Regions from separate parts of the Homo sapiens genome. Here region 1 is linked to region 2. The links are chromatin loops, found by intact Hi-C in ENCODE. Cell type or tissue: ascending aorta. All regions are shown on one strand.

The links. Peaks named below come from ENCODE experiments on the same cell type or tissue, not always from the same donor. Only the 100,000 strongest peaks of a DNase experiment are listed, where the experiment ranks them.
Region 1: it touches region 2 in a loop (2.6-fold over the local background); 3 of 110 quality-filtered maps call a loop at or near these places.

What each region holds. Positions count from the first base shown.
Region 1 is chr5:146,663,234-146,671,233 of GRCh38, forward strand. All of the region lies in intron 5 of PPP2R2B (protein phosphatase 2 regulatory subunit Bbeta), which reads right to left. Among named protein-coding and RNA genes, the nearest start is that of PPP2R2B-AS2, 100 kb to the left of the region's middle. In ascending aorta, no CTCF peak of the experiment used is centred here; a DNase peak (open chromatin) is centred at 4,577; H3K27ac peaks cover 4,549 bases.
Region 2 is chr5:146,794,264-146,802,263 of GRCh38, forward strand. The region is part of intron 2 of PPP2R2B (protein phosphatase 2 regulatory subunit Bbeta); the gene reads right to left. Among named protein-coding and RNA genes, the nearest start is that of PPP2R2B, 80 kb to the right of the region's middle. RefSeq lists an enhancer at 2,434-3,228. In ascending aorta, no CTCF peak of the experiment used is centred here; no DNase peak of the experiment used is centred here; H3K4me3 peaks cover 1,194 bases; H3K27ac peaks cover 4,245 bases.

The DNA.
Region 1 (8,000 bases), 130 kb before region 2:
TCTAGCCAAGGGAGTCCTAACTCTAAACCACTATACTATGCTGCCTCTCAGTTGGAAGTATAAAAAGAAAAATATAACATTCTATCCTGGAGATGGAATAAACAACAAGCATTTACTCATGGAAGCATAAACTACAACAAGATTTTCAGAAGGTAATCTGGAAGTAGCTGTTAAAATAACATATACATCTTTTAACTTAGTAAACCTTACTTTAATGAAATCCATCCTATAAAAACATCCGTAAATAACAATATACAGGCATGTCCCAGAGATACTGCAAGTTCAGTTCCAGAACACCACAATAAAGTGAATATTGCAATAAAGTTGGACAAATTTTTTTGGTTTCCCAGTGTATATAAAGTTATGCTTATACTATACTGTAGTCTATTAAGTGTACAATAGCATTATGTTTAAAACAACAAGGTACATGCCTGAAGTAAAAAATACTTTTTGCTAAATAATACTAATGATCATCTGAGCCTTCTGTGAATCATAATCTTTTTGCGGGTAGATGGTCTTGACTCAATGTTGATGGATGCTGATTGATCAGGGTGGTAGTTGCTGAAGGTTGAGGTGGCTGTTGCAATTTATTTTATTTTATTATTTATTTATTTATTATTATTTTTTGAGATGGAATCTTGCTCTGTCATCCAGGATGGAGTATAGTGGCATGATCTTGACTCACTGCAACCTCTGCCTCCCGGGTTTAAGCAATTTTCTGCCTCAGCCTCCCGAGCAGCTGGGATTACAGGCACGTGCCACCACGCCTGGGTAATTTTTGTATTTTTAGTAGAGATGGGGTTTCACCATCTTGGCCAGGCTGGTCTTGAACTCCTGAACTTGTGATCCACCCACCTTGGACTCCCAAAGTGCTGGGATTACAGGCATGAGCCACCGCGCCTGGCTGGCTGTTGCAATTTTTAAAAGACAACAATGAAGTTTGCCATATCGATCGACTCTTCCTTTCATGAAAGATTTCTCTGTAGCATATTATGGTGTTTGACAGCACTTTATCCACAGAACTTCTTTCAAAATTAGAGACAATCCGCTCAAGCACTGTTGCTGCTTTATTAACTTTATTAACACAGCTTTATTAATATTGACGTGATATTCTAAATCCTTTGTTGTCATTTCAACAAGATTCACAGCATCTTCATCAGAGTAGATCCCACCTCAATAAACCACTCTTTGCTTATCCATAAGAAGCAATTCCTCATCTGTTAAAATTTTACCATGAGGCTGCAGCAATTAAGACCCATCTTCAGGCTCCATTTTTAGTTCTAGTTTTTTTTTTTTTCTATTTCCACCACAACTGCAGTGACTTCCTCCACTGAAGTCTTGAGCCCCTCAAAGTCATCTACGAGAGTTGGAATCAAGTGTTTCCAAACTCCTATTAATGTTGATATTTTGACCTCCTTCCTTAAATCATGAATGTTCTTAATGGCACCTAGAATGAATGGTGAGTGCGTCCCAGAAGATGTTCAATTTACTTTGTTCAGATCCATCAGAGGAACTATTTTTTGGTAGCGATAGCCTTTCAAAACGTATTTCTCAAATAATATTTCTCAAAAATGACTCCTTAATCTGTGGGCTGCAGAATGGATGTTGTTAGCAGGCCGGAAAACATTAATCTCCTTGTACTTCTCCATCAGAGCTCTTGGGTGACTAGGTGCATTGTCAATGAGCAGTAATATTTTGAAATAAATCTAGTTTTCTAGGCAGTAGGTCTCAACAGTGGGTTTAAAATATACAGTAAACCATGCTGTAAACAGATGTGCTCTATTCAGGCTTTGCTGTTCCATTTAGAGCACAGGCAGAATAGATTTAGTGTAATTCTTAAGGGCCCCAGGACTTTCAGAATGGTAAGTGAACATTAGCTTCAACTTAAAGTCACCAGCTGCATTAGCCCCTACTGAAAGGGTCAGCTTATCCTTTGAAGCTTTGAAGATAGCTATTGACTTCTCTCCAGCTATGAAAGTCCTAGATTGGATCTTCTTCCAACATAAGGCTCTCTTGTCTACACTGAAGCTCTGTTGTTTAGTGTAGCCACCGCCACCCATGATCTTAGCTAGATCTTCTGGATAGCTTTCTGCAGCTTCTACATCAGCACTTGCTGCTTCATGTTGTACTTTTATTTTATGGAGATGGCTTCTTACACCTCATGAACCAACCTTTGCTAGCTTCCAAATTTTTTATTCTGCAGCTTCCTCCCCTCTGTCAGCCTTCATAGAACAAAAGAGAGAGCCTTGCTCTAGGTTAGACTTCGGCTTAAGGAAATGTTGTGGCTGGTTTGATCTTCTATCCATACCACTCAAACCTTCTCTATGTCAGCAAGAAGGTTATTTTGCATTCTTATCATTTGTGTGCTCTCTGAAGTAGCATTTTTAATTTCCTCCAAGAACTTTTCCTTTGCATTCACAACCTGGCTAACTCTTTGGCACAAGAGGCCCAGTGTTGGGCCTGTGTTGGCTTTCGACATGTCTTCCTCACTAAGCTTAATCATTTCTAGCTTTTGATTTAAAATGAGAAACCCAAAACACCCCATAAGAATTCCAACATTAACATCAGAGATTAATGATCACAGATCTCTATAACAAGGATAATAATGAAAACATTTGAAATATTACAAGAATTACCAAAATGTGGCACAGAGACATGAAATGAGCACATGCTGCTCGAAAAATGGTGCTAATAGATTTGCTTGTTGCAGTGTTGCTACAAACCTTTAACTTGTAAAAAACATACTATCTGTGAAGCACAATAAAGCGAAATGTAATAAAACAAGGTATGGCTGTATGTCTGAGAACACGTATTGTAGCATTGTTAGTTATAGCAAAATTTAGAAACAATGTGAATATCTATCAATGGAGAAATGATTTAATGTCATAGCTTATCTATGCTTTAGAATATCTGCAGCTCTTTCAAGGAAGGTAAATTGGCCTGGAGGGATGTGTATATTACTGAGTAATATGTCTAGTGTGATCTCAGTTTTGTAAACAAAACAAAGTCATATCTGTTCATTCATTAATGTTAATATATGTATTCATAGATACAGAGAAAGGTATGGAAAGACATACACCAAACTAGCAACCTTAGTTACCCTGAGATATGGAACCGTAAATATAGTATTATTTGACTGGATGCTATAAACAAGCATTTCTTTTGTAAGAAAAGGAAGGGAAGACATCATGTTTAATGTTTTGTCAGGGCAGGATTCTTAAGATTCTTCAGTCTGCACTGGACTCTTCTTGGGAAAACTTAAGCATCTTTAATGAGCACAACTTTCTCATTCCTGTGAGCTTAATATCTGCTTTACTGAACTGTCCACCTGTTCCCAGAGTGGACAGGGAGTCAGCCCATTCCCTTTCTTTGCACAACAGCACTTCAGATACTTGAGGACAGCTCTCAACCCATCTCCTCTCCACTTTCATAGATTATACCAAGACTCAGCCTCCAATCTTCACACCTCAATAATGGTGAGCTCAGGCCACTTGGCCTCCACAAATGCTTTGCTTCACTGAACACAATCTACCAGCACAGGCATTTATTATTCCAAAGAAGACATGTGCTTTCTGTTTCTGTATGTTAAAACAGACTTCCCTTTGTAATCGTCCATATCATGTCATCAAGTAAAATTCCCAGGTCTTTTTTCAAATGAAGTAATATACCAAGTTGAATCTATTCTATACTATTTGACTGTTTTGAACTTGAATGTGATTTCCTAACCTCTCCTCCTAGATCTGTTGCTTTCTCTTAAAATGCAGAGGTAGGAAATGGTATGTGTGTGAATGTGGGAGATGGTGGTAGGAATCTACTGAACAGTAGATTCTGGATAATTGGATTTTTCTGTCTAATAAAGGCTATTGGTCAGAAGATGAACAAATGAGTTAGGGAGGTGGAGAAGACAATGGCAATGTTCTGAATTCAGGCATGAGGGTGGGAGAGACCGTAAATCTTCTCTTCCTCAATGGCTGAGCTGAATTTGAATGTAGTGATTCTAGAAAATAAATTGTTATATGAAGTGGATGAAGATGAAATAACTCCAGAGAAGAAGGTTTGCTGGTTCCAAGGAGAGACAGCAGGAATAGGCGTGCGCGCGCACACACACACACACACACACACACACACACACACACACAAAGGAGATAAAAAGTAAACAGGATGGGATGAGCAAGAGAAGAGAGTATCTGAGAAAAGAAGCAGAAATAAGACTCTATAGAATAAAAAGATGCCAAGCTTTCAGAAATAAGAATGGAGAAAAAGAAGAAAGCAGGGAGGTGAAGTAATATTCTAGTCTGGGCTCTTTAGATTTTAAGAACAGAAACCTTCCTAAACTTACTTAAAAAAAAAACCCAAAAGGATTACTGAAGTACAGAAAAATATTACAGATCATCGAGACTGAAATGGAGCATATGAAATAGAACAGGGACTTGGCAAGCTGTTAGGAACCTCGAAAAATGTGCTTTGTTTTTCTGTTTCTCTCTTTGTCTGTCTTGCTTAGGGGCCACCTGGTCTCTTAAACGCCTTCTCTCTGCATGTCTGGCCCTTTCTCCTCTTTTTACCAATGACTTCATCTGTTTACCAGTCTGAATATGGCCTCCAATGAGTCACTCCAGCCCAGATTTTATAACACTTTCAGCCCAATTGCTCAGTGCTATCAGAAAGGAGAGAAGGAAACAAGCAGGCAGAGAAACAAAGTGGGAAGAAGGAAGCATCAGAGCCCTGTAATTGGGTCTCATCCTTGTCCCTTGGACATCCCATATTCGTAATCACATCCACACCTTTTCCTAGGATATTCCTTTGTTCACCTCACTTCTATCCACCCATCCATATCCCTAAATCATCCCAGAACCTGACTGCTGCAGTTAACAGAGCTCATCTCATTCCTCCTTTCTTATATGTACCCACTGTGATGAAGAATAATTGGATACATTTAAGAGTCCTAAAGAAAACGATTAATTCTCTAGCTTCCTTCTTCAACCTGTCACTATTTTGACAACCCTCCTGGAATCATTTTGTAACTTGAGCTCCTAGTGTTTTAATCTAGATTTCTAACAGTGTCTTGTATAAGGAGGGCAAAGCACAAGTGGTCACTATTCCCTAGCTAGAAATTTTATTTTGTTTGGAATGTTATAATTGCCTTTCAATCTTCTTTAGGCAATGAACCCATTTATGTAATTCTCCCTCATAATTTCCCCCCACTTCCCTGCCAATCTTAGAAGTGCTATGAGCCCTTTTCATGGCAATCACATTCTTTTTAAAAACTAGATCCTCAAACCATATTAGAGTAAGAATTTATCCTGAACTGAAGAAAATTACGTAATTACTTCTTCTGGAACAACACACTATTTGGGGTGACTTATGCCTGGTCTACTTTTAAGTAACACTTTCATGTTATTCACTAAAACCCTGAGATCTTTTTTCTGCAACTTTACTTTGGCTGTGTTTCCACTTTCTACACATGAACTGTTGAGTTTTCTCCCCACATGTCCCAGCACTATGCTCTGTCCTTTTAGAACTCTGAATCCTATCTATTCCCTTCAAGTTTTCAAGGTTGTCATCCATTTCTGTACTGCTTTCTGACCTCTTTGCCCCCAAATGTTGTGAACTGCATTGCCATAGAATGGAAGGAAGCAGGGCACGGGTGGCATGGACAGAGGTTATTGCCTTTGAGGACTGTAGACTCCATTAATTCATTTTCTTCCTGAAGGAAGGAATATAAATTATTTTCTCCAATAGCCAAAGCAGAGGACCTTTTTAAAAAACCATCAAGCTCTGAGGCTAACAGAAAGGAAAGGAAAACCTAAAAAGAAGGGAAAACTAATCATAGAGAGGGAAAAGAGAACAAATGTGCAGTTCATTTAAAATCACTGTAGTTGAACATCAAATTATGGTACCTGACTTCCACCTATTTTACATTCTATTTAGTATTTATTTTGCCTCTAATCTAGGAATACAATTATGTACTGAATTGTATCACATATGCATTTAATATGTGAATTCAACTATATATGCTTAGAATAATATGAAAAAAGGAAAGAAGCAAATTTAAATAATGGGTCAGAGGTCCCAGGGAGTATGAGATGGGGGAGGGGAGTTAATCTGCTCTTTCTTCAGACCAATGGTCTGGGTGGATCTCATCTCTGAGCATCGTGGGATGTTGAATAAGTTACTAAGGTTTAAGGAAGTATATTTTTCACAAATGGCCCCTCATATTGTTTGCATAGTTTATATTCTACATTATTCTTTATATCCTATATATTTATATGTATATATTATTCTATATAGAGTTAATAAAAACAAACAAATCTTATGGGTGATTTATGGGATTTTTCAAGAGTATTTTTACCAAACCTGGTGCTTGCTTTATGGGGCGACTTTGGAACCTAACCTCTGTAAAACTGCCACTTTAATGACCCTTTAAAAAGTGCTTACTGTCCCCTGTATGCTTTACATACGTTACCTCCTTTAAGCTTCACAAAAATCCTGCATAGTTGATACCATACATATTTTACAGACTTTAAAGAGCTGAGGCTCAGTGAGGTTAAATGACATAATAAGTCATGAGGTCCTCGGGATCAGCAGAACTAGGATTCAAATACCATCTGAACCTTACAGAGAATGGTCAATACCATGGCATTTTTTTCTGGTGACGTTACTATATTTCCAGTATAAAGAAGATTTATGGATTATCTAGATCTTTAAACATGAATTCCTCTTGTATTAGAGGGAAAATAAGGCTAGCTTCAGGTTTCTCTCTGCAGTAAACTCAATGTCAGAATCATAACCAAAAAATGTTCACAAAATTATGACACTTTTATATCTTTCAGGTTGTGATTAGCATAGGAGTAAAGCTCATAAGCAGGCAAAAACTCAGTGAACACAGTATCTGTATTATTTTCCATCATATCCTTGGCATCCAGGACACAGGACATTACACAGAACAAATATTCAACAAATGTTTGTTGAATGAATTTAAAAGAATTTAAAAACAAAATCAGATTTTTCTCATTCAGAGATTCCTAAACTGGCTTTTAAAAAAATCAGAATCACCTGAGAGTTCTTAAAGAGCAATAGAAAATACAGACTTCGAGATGAACTCAGTTGGTCTGAGGTGAGGCTTAGGTATCCTGATTTTTTTTTAAAGCTCTCCAAATAATTGAGGGAAAATTAGAATAGTGTTTTCTAAAACTCAGTCCTTTTAGTACCCCTTCAGATTTTCTTATCTGTTTTATGTGTACTATTATTTATTTATTTATTTATTTATTTATTTATTTATTGAGACAGAATCTTGCTCTGTGACCCAGGTTGCAGTGCAGTGGCGCAATGTCGGCTCACTGCAACCTCCGCCTCCCGAGTTCAAACAATTCTCTTGTTTTAGCCTTCTGAGTAGCTGGGACTACATGCATGTGCCACCAGGCCTGGCTAATTTTTATATTTTTAGTGGAGACGGGGTTTCATCATGTCAGCCAGGCTGGTCTCGAACTCCTGACTTCAAGCGATCCGCATGCCTGGCCTCCTAAAGTACTGGGATTATAGGCATGAGCCACTGCACCCGGCCCACTTAGTATTTTCTTTAAACTGATTTGCTTTTAGTTAACTAACTTTATTTTGATAGGGAACTTTACACTGTAACACATGGAAAACCAGTTTTCTATGAATTGTCAAAAAAGAAGAAAATTATAAAAATAAATACAATAAAAATTGTTTTTAAATTCTAGCCAGATAGAGTCATCTGAAAAGACAGAGTGTAAGGTCAGTTCTCAGTTTAAAAAAATCAAGATTTGTAAGTGTTATGAGAGAGGTTAAAAAATATTAACATCAAACTGAGACTTTGGGCTTGATGTCATCAGAATAATTTATAAAGCAAGAAAGGAGGGAATAACTTCCTCAATTATGTGATTCAATATTACTTACAGTTGTGTCTTACATCAACAGAAACACATATCCTAGACTTTGGGAAACACAATGATATACACCAAGGTAGTATGTTAGGTGAT
Region 2 (8,000 bases):
GAACTGAAATTGATCTTTTATTTAGTCATGTTAGTAAATAAAATAACCTTGAACTTTGCAGAGCAAATGGTAGGTTTGCACTAATTACTCATTAAAAGTGTGTGAGAAATTTACATCTTTCATTTGTCAGTGGAGACCCAAGCTTATTCAGATAACTTTACCTAATGATAGTTGCAATCAAAGTGTAATAGCTTTTAACTTATGCTAACAAGTGACTGTACTTACAATAAACTGCCACAGCAGAGCTATAAATAAAATGGGTTGCTATGAATGCCCACTTCCTTTTTAGTTCTGACTAAATAGACAAGTACAGAGCTTCTCAGAAATGCGCATATAACTCCAATAATTCTACAGTTGAGTAAGCCCAGAAAAACATGGAAAAAAGAGCTGATATTTGCTTGAATCAAAGGTAACTGCACAAATGATTTCCTTCAATACCAAATGCCATTACCAACTGTTTGCACATCCTATTGCTTTATGTTTTTACTTAGGGTTTTGAAAACAGCCCTTATGAATTGTCTCTATTTTAGTGATATGACTAATCATATTAATATGGTGCAGTTTTATTTTAAGAATTTTTCCAGAACCACTGACTCATCCAATTTATTGGTTCCACTGGGAGGCAATCAAATGGGACTGGACTAATTTCTAAAACAGGAAAATCAAGACAATGAATAGTGGTGTCTTCCTCCTGCCCCCTATTTTTTTTGTGCAAAATGAAAATATGGGGGCAAAGGAGAAATAATTTCTTAATCACATTATATTAAATACTTACATAGTAATTTAGTGTAGTGATTAAGAAAATGGGTTCTTAGTTGCAATGGTCATAAGCAGGTTATCAGTTTCTTTATCTATAAAATGGGGCTGGTGAAAGTACCCACCTCATAAGGACTGTTAAGGAGATTAGATAGGCTCCCACTTCTGACTATATATCCAAAGGAAATAAAATCACTATCTTGAAGAGACATGTAAACTTCCATATTAATTGCAGCATTATTCACAATAGATAAGATATAGAAACAACTTAAGTGTCTATCAACAGATTAATTAATAAAGAAAATGTGGTATACATGCAAAACAAATATTATTCAGCCTTAAAAAAGGAAACCCTCCCATTTGTGACCACATGGAAGAACCTAATACATTACGCCAAATGAAATGAACCACACACAGAAAGACAATACTGCATGATCTCACTTATATGGGAAATCTAAAAAAGTTGAACTCATAGAAACAGAGTAGAAGGGTGATTACCAGGGGTTGAGGAGTGAGGTATTGGGGAGCTGTTGGCCTAATAAATTCCAGAGACCTAATATACAACATGGTGACTACAGTTAGTAATGTGTTATATACTTGAAATTTGCTAAGAGTAGATGTTATTCTCATCACATATGCATAAAACAAAACAGAAAAAACCACAAAACATAAGCATGTGAGGTGATAGATAATTAGCTTGATTGTGGACTCATTTCACTAGGTATAGTATATCAAAACGTCAGGTTGTGCAACTTAAATACAAACTGTTTTGTCAATTACATCTCAAAGCTGAAAAAGTCAATTTGCATGACTAAAAAACAGAAGATTCGATGGAATAACGCACATAAAATGACCAGCGTAGTATCTGGCACATGATAAAAATTCTTTGTCATCATTAGTGACTATCATTTTTATCTATGCACATTTTTATCTATGCTCAACTGGGTATAAACATGCCTGCATATAGACTATCCCTACGTTTTGTCACTATTGAACTCAGCTGCCTAGTTACTGCCTAATAAGCATCTCTGTTTCACCTCTTCCACTGTAGGCATTCAGTGTGTTTTGCTGCTGACTCAAACAATGGTACACCAACAGAAAACACCCATATAAAAATGTCATTGCAATGATATGACATCTGAGGAGGATTTTAAAATGCAGAAGCATCTTGTTCTTATCCAATTGGGCAATGAAAAAAACCAATGAGAATCTTCATGATAGGTCCACGTATGCTCCCATACGTCCAAGTGTATACATATCTGTTCCTCGAGTCATCACAAACAGAAGTCATCACAAAGGACAGAGTGAGCAGAACTTAAAACCACCCACCTGGCCTATGTGCAATGCACTTTTTACCAAGTGATAAGTTTAAGTTATTATGAGATAGAACACCACTTCCGTGGCATCTGACTGCTCTAGTAGCTACAAATGGCAAACATTCTTCTTCTTTTAATTTACACTCAGAGTGCCCACAATGTGCCATATACTGTGCCAAGGGCCCTGGGGAAAGGTAAGGCAAATAAGGCAAAATCTCTGAGCTAAAGATAAGCCACAGAATATACTATTTCTCCAACAAATACCTAGCAGAGGACCTGGCTCATAATTGATGATTAATAAGGATTTGCTGAATGAACAAATGTACAATTTGGGAAGTCCTATTTACAAACCTAGGGTAGAAAAGGAAACTAATCAAGCCAAATTTAGGAAGTCTCTGTTCCCAGTTACCACTGCCAAAAACCATTATTTGTTTTGTAGCTTCTAAGTCTGGCCAGGAAGCACATGTTTTTTCTTAGTTAGGCCATTGATTCTTAGTGAGTACCATCACCTTGTGATTATTGCTACTAATTAAGGTCCACTCTGAACTTTTATAGTAGTGAGAGTGACTTAATATACCACCATTGGCAATGAGAAGAATCAGCTTGATTTCACCAGCCTGTAACTCCATCCCATAAGTTCTCCACCTTTTAAGGTGGAAGTAGTAAATCAGCTAAACTCTTCCAAAAGTTTTGGGAGTTGACCCTTTGTTAGCTCTCAACGTTCCCACTGTGTTCTCACAGCATGAAAGTGCTCCACCATGATCCATACAATAACAGGCACTGTTCCACTGAAATCAACAGAATAAAGGGCTCTTACATACCCCTTTTCAGCTATTATTTGTAGTGTGACTACAATCATGCTTTAGCTTTCAAGACACTCAAGAACTTAAGGATGCACCATCTGTGGATTCTTGTCATCACATAAAGCAAATAATTGCTTTTTAAAAAATCCATGCCACTATTGCTAATTTTTTCATTTCCACAAGCTACCCTGCTAAACAACCTCTGGGTATTTACATAGCATATTTGATTATGCAGTGGTTTTGTGTGTACTGAACATTATACAGTGAGTCCATGTATCCTGAACTCACCATCTGGATTTTTCAAACCAACTTGCCTGCTTTCTTTTATTTTTAGCAGGAGGATGATAACACCCATCTTTCTGGCCTCTGGAGGGATTAATACTCACAAAAGCTGTAAAGCTGAAAGACTCTGCATCTGTGCTGAATATGATATAACAAGGTATATTTGTAACCTCGTGCTTAAAGAGACCTATCTACTGGGCATCTCCGACTACCAGCAGCTAAGCACATTATTGTCATCAAATGGTATTTATTGAACATGCAGTAACTGTCTGGTGAGCTCCAAATTAATGGGGGACTCCTGAGAACCTAATTTTAAAACATTATCTCCCTCTTTGTTATCTGTATTTGTTTGTTTCAGAGCCTGACATGTTAATTGGGGCTCAGGACTCCAACGCACAACTGCAATTTTCCTTTTGAAAGCAAGAAAGCGGCTGCCTAAAGACAGCTGGCTTAGCTCCTGGAGTTCAGAGGTTGGCAGGGAGCTGTGCAGCCACAAGTGCCAGTAAGTGCCATGAATACGGCAGAAAACTGGAGCTTGTCTCAGGTACAGGCTGAGAAATAGACAAACAAACCGTCAATCTCCTTTCAGAGTCTCCCTTCCCATAACTACTCCATCCGAGACAGGCATTTGTCTTATTTTTAGTCTCCTCCTCAGGAGCTTTCCATTTTTATCCCTAGTATCTTTGGGGACTTGGTGAGTCTGGTTTTGAGCCTCTAATTGGCTTTTACCCTCTAATTCTTTTTCATTCACCCAGAAGGCAAATTGGCCCTTTCCTTGTCTACTTTATCCCAATTTCTTTCACTCGGTTGCCTCATTTTGTTTTTCATCTTCCAAGGAGACTTACCCTCTTCTCTCCTCTCACGTATCACTGGAGATCTGTCAAGCCTGCCTTAACCCTGACTTCCTTAACCTTCCCCTGATGAAGGCTTCCCCAGCTGGTAATTTATTTCTCTAATCCACAGCTTCCACAGTACTTGGTTTGGATTTTCTCTGTAATACATTCTAAGATGATTTATACCCATTGATAGGCATATGCAGAAGATAAATCTTCACACACCATACAGCACTCACCAGCATACTGAGCCTAGAGCAGGAGCTTAAATTATTCTTAGACAAATGAATGCTATCATTTAAATATTATAAGTACTTTACAAAAAGAATGTTTTACCAATGATAAAATCAACACCTAACATAATCTAACAGTGCATTAACACTGAGAACAAACAAAATTATCAACAGTAGCAACTAATATTGACTCAGCACTTAAGAATGCTCTAGGCACATAGCGAGATGCTTTGCTTGGATTATCTCTTTGAATCCTATCAATAACTTGATGAGGTAGGCACTAATATTATAGAAGGGAATTGTAGCTTCAGGAATTAACTTTCTCCAGGGTATACAGCTAACAAATAGTAGATCTGGGAATCAGGTCCATGTCTGTCTGACCTCAGAATTTGCTATCTTAGCCACTTCACTTCTGTCTTCTTTTTCCTTGTGAGCCTGTTTAAAGGGATCTAGTCAGGCTCAACCAGAGTGACTTTGAGAATTTATAAAACCATATATATAAAAATAGGTGACAGATACACTGAATACTCCGAGGTGACTTTTTAATTTCTGTAGAAAATATCCTCTGATTCCCATTCCGGGGCAGCCAGAACAAAGCAATGGCCAAAGAAAGTTTACTTACTCCCCAGTTCTTAGATGGAGTTATGATTTCTTCACTAAACAATGAGGAGGCCAACCTAGGTTCTTAGAGCAAATCTTGTTTTCTAGCGATGAACATATTTCTCCTTGTCTTTGACTTAGATGTTATTTGCACTAGCCTAATTTAAATTGTTAACACAGTACAAATTTTAACAGAAAGACAGAAAGAGAATGAATATGAAAGATTTGGGCTGCTGCTGGTGATAGTGGGGAGCTCTATTTACTTTTGGTTAAATGCCAGTGCTGTAAGAGTCCAAGGTCAGTAAAAGAGGTGTGAAACCAATTAGGGTTTCTCAGCTTCTGGCTGCTGGAAGATATGCATATTGCACACCCAAAATATACAGTTTTGTAAGGAGGTATCGACAGGCTACAGTCACTCTGCCATGCTGCACAATGGCATGGTGCCAATCTAGCCTGAGACAACACATGTCCACTCATGAGTTTTGGGTTAAAAGTGCTGCAACCCAAAAGAACAGAGGTGAACAAAAGAGATTCAGCAAGACTGGGAATGAAGCATGAATCACAGATAGAGGAGATCACCATCAAAAGCTTAGGAAAAAATCTGCCAAAGCTATATAGCTCTCTGCTAATGACTATGATTGTAATTTCTGCATATTTTAACAGATGTTCTGTTTATAAAACTGCAAACGAATTTAGGGGTTATGAGTAAAGCCAGGAGGCCCTGGAGATGTTTCTTTGTATGATTAACTGACCACAGGCCATTTGTTTTACAACAAAGATGCACAATGATCCATAGTCCATGATTTATACCAGCCCATGTATACTAACGGCTGATGTCTCCATGGTACTTCTCATTAGCATCAGAAGAGGGATTGCAGGGAAACAGATTATGGGAATTGCTCTCCCATTGCTCAACACGATAGTTCATTAGTGGGTGTGGAATCGATCTGAAAAAAAACCTAAGACGATAATCATAAGCTGAAATTTGAATTATTATAACAATTAAGGAAGTCAATTCAATCATGAAAGAAATAATATGGATTTTTATAGCTCTAGGTCCATGCATCTTGATAATTGGAAATGAGAGGATTTTCTGTAATTTCCAAATAAAAGATAAATATAAATAAAAGATAATAATAATAAACATAATATTACTGACTTGTACTGATTACCTATCTATGGATCAAGCATTCTGGTGGGTAATTTATATAAATTATCTCACTTCATCCTCACAACTGTGTATTGTAAGGATCCCCGGGTACTGGTACCAGAATGGCATCAAGGTTAGGGGCATCCCAGGCTGCTGGCTATTTCTTTTCCTCCTCAAGACCCTTCTTCTTGGAGGGCACTCTCTAATGCTGTCTCTACCAAATTAATTTTCTCTGCTTCCTCATAGCCACTGCTGCCTCATTACTTCACAGCTCAGACTTGCTCTCATAGTCTCATTTCACCTTAAGTTCTCAGAGCTAAATACCCTGATGGTATTTTTTTCTGGTCTCAACTCCCAAGAGAAGAAATCTGATAGACTCAGCTAATTTTTTTTGGGGGGTGGGGGGGTGGACTAGGTCACATAAAAAGTCATAAGCCCATCTATCGATTGGTTACCTTTCTGTACTCCTGCCCTTCGGTCTAATCAGCTGTGCTTGGATGGGGTAGGAATGACTAGGGGTTCAAAATAGGGGGGCTCTCCAAGGAAGTGAAATCAGGATCTCCAAGAGAGATCCACATTCTCATGCTCATTGCAACACCATTCCCAATAGCCAGATATGGAAGCAACCTAAATGTCTGTCAACAGATGAATGGATGAAGAAAATGTGGGGTATGTGTACATACACACACACACACACACACACACACACATATACACACATGTATATATATGTGTGTATACACTGGGATATCATTCAGCCTTTAAAAGGAAGGAAATCCTGGCATTTACAACAACATGGATGAACCTGGAGGACATTATGCAAAGTGAAATAAGTCAGATGCAGAATGACAAATATTGCATGATCTCACTTATATGTGGAATCTAAAATAGCTAAACATAAAAACAGAGTAGGATAGCAGTTACCAGGGCCTGAGGGGGTGGGGAAGGAGAACATGTTGGTTAAGGGGTACAAAGCTTCAGTTATACAAAATGAATAATTTCTGAAGATCTGATGTACAGCAATGTGACTATAGTTAACATTATTGTATTGTAGACTTGAAATTTGCTAAAAGGGCAGATATTAAGTGTTCTTGCCATATATACACAGAAAAAGAGGCAACTATGTGAGGTGATATATATGTTAATTTGACTGTGGCTAATATTTTATGACACATACATCAAATCAAGTTGTATACCTTAAATATACACAATTTTAACTGTCAAATATACAATAAAACTAGAAAAAGAATAGGGCCCCTTTATAACCTTTTAAGTGGAGACTGGAGCACAGAAGATGCCCTTGGATGGGGAAATCACCATCAGTAAATACAGTTCATGCTGAGGGTGATGGGAAGATACAGGCTGTGGGGTCAGGCCGCCTGCCTCTGCCTCTTATTGGCTGTAGGACCTTAGGCACTTATGTTAAAAGACTGAGCTTTATTCACTCACCCATAAAATGGAAATATTACAATTACCTACTTAATAAGGGTGCTATGAGAGTGAAAGGGATGTACAAATGCTTAGCACAGTGCCTGGTGCAGAATCCCCACTTAATAAATGCTGGCTATTATCATAATCCCGTTAATACATTTTATTAATAACAAATTATAATTGCAATAACAACTTCTCCAGAGCTAAGCCCAAATTCGAAGATGAGTTAGTGCTCCAAGTGGCCCCACTTAACCATGCTGGAATGAAAGGGAGGAGCAGCTGCATGTGTCTGTCATTCAAATCAATGGGGTAATTCTGTTTTTATTGTGAACAGACAAAAGCTGTGTCCTCGGCTGGGTCCAAATGATGAGATTCTTTATGACTAACTGAGGCAGAGGTGATATTCTCAGACCTTCCTGAATGACCCACACAAACACCCAATGGTTCTTGGAGCTTAAGGAGTAACAATCTGACTGAGGAAGTCACCACAAATTTCATGCTCTAGTCCCAGTTTCACGCCCCCTTTTCTCGCATCCAGAGTCTTATTTCCCAAATTTGCTTTCCCTGCTCTCTCTAGAATGCATTGGATACTTCCA